Regions from separate parts of the Homo sapiens genome. Here region 2 is linked to region 1. A link is a loop called in an ENCODE intact Hi-C map of the cell type or tissue named here. Cell type or tissue: heart left ventricle. All regions are shown on one strand.

Region 1 (2,500 bases):
AAAGTCCTCCCTTGCCCACCCTCCAGGCAGCCCCTCAGCCACTCCTGCTCAGCCTCCCTGCTCTCCATGTAGCATGTGCCTGCTGTGTTTGTAAGTCACTTTCTTTGGTTGTGGGCCCTCCCTCCACCCACCAGAAATAAGCTCCATGGTGGTAAGAACCCTGCCTGTGTGTCCCCTGCCACTCTGAGACCGGGAAGAGCACTGTGGAGGCAGGCCCCCAGCAGAGGCTTAATGGAGAGAGGACAGGCAGGCACTGCCCCCACAGTCTTCTCCCTAAGTGGCAGGGCCTGAAGGAGAATGGGTTGTTAAGGATAAGCTTGCTGCGAGGCCCAGGGCATCTGTGCCTCCACATCTGTGGGCATTCTTCCTTTTCTAAAAATCACAGAATGAAGTTAAGATTTATTGGACAAGGGAAAGGGAAAACCCTGTACCTACCACAGGATACTTGTAATTCAATTAATCAGAAAAAAAACCACCATCAGAAACCATCTGCTCAGAGGTCATCTGCTCAGAGGTCATCTGCTCAGAGGTCAGGGCACTTCCCAAGCGCAGGCAGCAGGTGGAAGCTACCACAGACCACACCCAGCCAACGCACCGCAGCCCAGGGCCCAGGCTCTGGCATTGCCACTGGTTTGCAAACACATCCTAGCATCGCAGGGGAAATCACACAGCCACGACAGAATTTCTTCATAAGAAAGATATTTTTAAAACACGGCCAGTAATAAGGCAAAAAAAAACCCAAGCAAAATGTTACACCTTCTGCAGATTTAACCATGATACAAACTGCCATACTTAACGGCTCACAACAGTTTATTTGAGCTATTATCTGTAACTTTCATCATTTAAGTTATAGAGGAAGTTCATGGAATACTGTAGTATCCCAATGACAGCATCTCCTGAGAGTCAGTGCCTCCCTCACAGAGAGGCCGTCCTGTCCTCCTGCCACCCACTTTCTCAGACCAGAGCAGCCTCACGGCCCAACAGCCTGAAAACAACAGCCAACAGAGTGCCACTCCAGCTGAGGGGGGGCGGGTTACAGAGTGCCACTCCAGCTGAGGGGGGCGGGTTCTCTTTCAGATCCCACCGAGGCACCCCACCCTTGCTGTTCCCCATCACTGCCCACAAATCTACACGTCTCACACCGCTTCTCATTCTCACACTTACAGTGACACCGCTAACACCTCAAATCAGTTTTAATGTTCGTGTTACAGAGCAGCCTGGCCCGCCACCATGAAGGCAGCGAGATTCCCAGCTGTCCCCACCTCGCTTGGCAGGGGCAGGGCTGGGACTCCTTCCAACATGCAGTGTTGGCTTCTGGGGCTGCCCCGTTGGGAGAGGATGAACAAGCAGAGAGCAGAAAGCAGCAGGGAGTGTGGGCAGCCCCCATGCACCACCCTGTGGAGTGTTTTAGCCCACCACTTCCAAAGACTGCATTCTCATAACTCAGGGTAACACCGGGAGGGGGCGGGGTGGGTCACAGCTGGACACCCCTGGAAATGCAGCTCCTAGGAATTTGCTCATAGGTTCCATTTTCGATAAATGTGTTAATAGGAGCTCAGACTTCAACAGATCTCAATAAAGGAAAATGAGCAAATGCTATGTTTTTACCTAAAACCTAAATAGGCCACAGGAAGGATCTGACTTCAGGAGGGGGACAGCCTTGACTCTGAATTTCTCCAGATCTGGGGGAGAGAGTGTCTCATTAACTTACCCCCTCCAGGTGAGTGAATTGAGAGTTTTACAGTGCCAACAAGAAGCAGGATGTGGGGGAGCTAGAATTTAAAACAGCTTATGCTGGAGGAGGACGGGCAAGGAAGATTCAACTTAATTCCTATCACAGAATCCACCAGTAATCACCATTTCTATTATAAATAATTACCACTCTCGGTGATGGTCTCAGCGGAAAAAGAAGGAAGCAGTCAGCAGGTGAACTTCTTTACTCCTCCACCTCAAAAGTGGCATGGCCATGACATGACTGACAAGGCCAGGGAATGCAGATCCCACAGACCCTGAGCTCGACCCCGGGCCTGGCATCCAACCTGCGTGTTGTGCGGGCTGTGCTCCCTTGCTGGGACAGCAGCCCCTTCCCTCCTTCCAGACACTCAGTATCTGCCCACAATGTGTACTTTTCATTTCACTTTCATATCTAAGATAGATCATACTTCAGGTATGTGTCAATATAGATACATATACCCATGTTTCAATCTTACAAAATTACACTGATGGGCTTTACTCACTATCAACTTGTAATGATTTACGAAATGATTTTTGTTTCAATGTCAGTTAGTACATGAACTTATTAAAATTTTAAAATTCACTATTTTTACTTAACCCTTTTCTGAATGGGTCACTCTCATTATCAGAACTAGACATAGGAAGTCTGTCTGGCCTCTCACCAGGGTAGTGAAGTTGCCTAAAATATATCTGCTAGACTCTCTAGACAACTGCCCATATGATCACCAATCCCTGATGGAGAATTAGTTCTTCAGAGGCCTGCCCC
Region 2 (2,500 bases), 54 kb before region 1:
TGATCTACTGTAATTTTTATAAATGACAAAAAGTATAGGATTTTTTTTTCACATGGATATACAATTATTCCAGGACCATTTGTTTAAAAAGCTATGCCTTTTCCCACTAATTTGCCTGGGCGCTGTTGTTGAAAATTAATTGGCCACGTTTGTGCAGGCCTATTTCCAGACTTTCTATTCTGATCCACTGATCTACTTGTCTATCTTAACAGCAATACCACACTGCATTGACTATTGCAGCCTATAATAAGTCATAAAACCAAGTACTGTTATAGTCAAATGTCTATGAAAAGCCTTCTGGGACTTTGATTGGGAGTTCATTGATTCTATAGATCAACATGGGGAGAATTAACATCTTAACAATATTGAGTCATCTTAACAACGAACATGGTATATCTCTCAATGTATTTATCTTCAACAATTTCTGTTGGCAATATTTTGTAGTTTTACGTGTTCAAGTGTTGAACATCTCTTGTCCAATTTAGATTTCTAATGTTATTAAAAATAATATTTTTTTCATGGAGAGGAGCTTCAAGATGGATGACGAGATGCAATTTATGCCCACCTCCTCCACTTTGAAGAACCAAAAGAATGTACGGTCACTTTCTGAATACATTACCCAAGAGAGAATGTGAATTCAACAGAGAAGTAACAGGAAATACCAAAAGCGAGTTAAGGAAAAGGAAGAGGGGGAGCCTGCCTGGCTGGGATTGGTCAGGAGCCAAGAGTGACTTCCCAACACAAGGAAAGGCTGAGTGAGAAACTTCCAGTGGCCCACATCCCCACCAAGAAATCATGCAATTCTGGCCATGGGAGACTCCCTCAACCCTCACCAGCCCTGAAAATAACATCAGGAGATGCCAGGAGACTGTGGGACAGAGCTGCTTCAGGGAGGGAGCTCATGCTGGGTCCTACAACTCCCTGAGACCTCAGTGGCTACAGCAAGGCACCATTTTCAAACCTAGCCTTTGGCAGACTGCGTGATGTCCTAGGGCCCAACAGCTACTGAGGCATTATGGAAACTCAGGCTGTCGCTGCTGGGACTGGGGAACAAGCTGGGAGTGCTCCCACAGCTGAGGATAAGAACCAAGTGAGGCACAGCCTACTGCCACCAGGGCTGGGGGGCAAGCCCTGTGGGGACTGGGAGCTGAGAGGGGTGTGCATTCCCTATCCATCAACCCAGGCTTTGGCCACCAAGGATGGACCCACCTGCTCCAGTGGCAGGGATCAGTGCAGCTGCTCCCACTCTTCACCCAGCACTCCACCTGGGGCCTGAGGATCGACCCACCCCTGCCAACCAAAGCTGGTACCTGCCCTCACTACTGGGGGGTCTTGCTTGAACACAAGCCCACCCAGCCCAATTTCACCCTCTTACCCTATTCCAAGACAGAGCATGTAGCCCAGGGTCCCAGGCATTGCCCAACCCAATCCACCATTGTGGGTGCCTTAGCACTCCTTCCAGGGGCTTGAGTTTGGGTCTCATCTCCCAGCTGCTATCACCTCAGCTGGCACCTACCTGCAAGTACCACCTGTGGATCTGACGACTGGCCCTCCCTGCTCATCACAGCCACCACCAACATAAATGTACATTGCCTAGGACCCAGAGTATCATCCCACCACTGCTATTGTCATCGCCCATGCCAGTTTCCCAGGGGCGCAAGAACCCACCCACCAGCTTGGTCCACTGCTGCTATTACCAGTATCCAAGCAAGACACATGGAGGCCCAATAATCGGCCTACTGGTAACCACCAGCATAGGTGCCAGGATATGCCACCCTGGGACATAAAGATGGGCACGCTCAATCCAATGCTGCCTCTAGTGGGGCCTTAAGTCTGGCTCACCTGGCATCCCAGTCCCCAGCACAACTTCAGCACAGCTCCACTACTAACTGCACCCTAACCTACTGAAGAAATCACAGACACCACCAATGCTGTTTACAGACAAAGATATCATACAGAGACTTCACTACTGCATGCACCCAGAATCAAACCCAGAATATCCCAACCAACATGACAGATTCATCTTCAGGAAAAAGTCCTCCCTATGAAGTGAATTCAAAAATAGGAAGAAGCAACTATTATACTAGAAGTGCAGAACAGACATCAAAGTATGAACACAAGAAACATGAGAAACCAAAAAAAAAAAAAAGGCCCTCCCCAAAGGAACACAATAATTCTCCATCAATAATAGATCTTAATCAAAAAGAAATTTTTGAAATCCCAAATAAAGAATTCAAAATATTGATTTTAAGGAAGCTCAGTGAGATACAAGAGAATTCTGAAAAATAATACAAAGAAATCAGAAAAAGAATTCATTATATAAATGGGAAATTTATGAAAGGGACAAATACTTAAAAAAAAAACAAATTCTAGAACTGAAGATTCATTGAAGGAGATACAAAATACATTTGAAAGCTTCAACAATAGGCTAAATCAGGCAGAAGAAAGAATCTCTGTACTTGAAGACAAGTCCTTGGAAATAATCCAGTCAGATAAAAAT

What was found. Peaks named below come from ENCODE experiments on the same cell type or tissue, not always from the same donor. Only the 100,000 strongest peaks of a DNase experiment are listed, where the experiment ranks them.
Region 2: it touches region 1 in a loop (7-fold over the local background); 1 of 110 quality-filtered maps calls a loop at or near these places.

The regions. Positions count from the first base shown.
Region 1 is chr21:45,723,273-45,725,772 of GRCh38, reverse strand. All of the region lies in intron 2 of PCBP3 (poly(rC) binding protein 3), which reads right to left. Among named protein-coding and RNA genes, the nearest start is that of PCBP3, 81 kb to the right of the region's middle. In heart left ventricle, no CTCF peak of the experiment used is centred here; a DNase peak (open chromatin) is centred at 1,299.
Region 2 is chr21:45,777,620-45,780,119 of GRCh38, reverse strand. All of the region lies in intron 4 of PCBP3 (poly(rC) binding protein 3), which reads right to left. Among named protein-coding and RNA genes, the nearest start is that of PCBP3-AS1, 58 kb to the left of the region's middle. In heart left ventricle, no CTCF peak of the experiment used is centred here; a DNase peak (open chromatin) is centred at 1,189.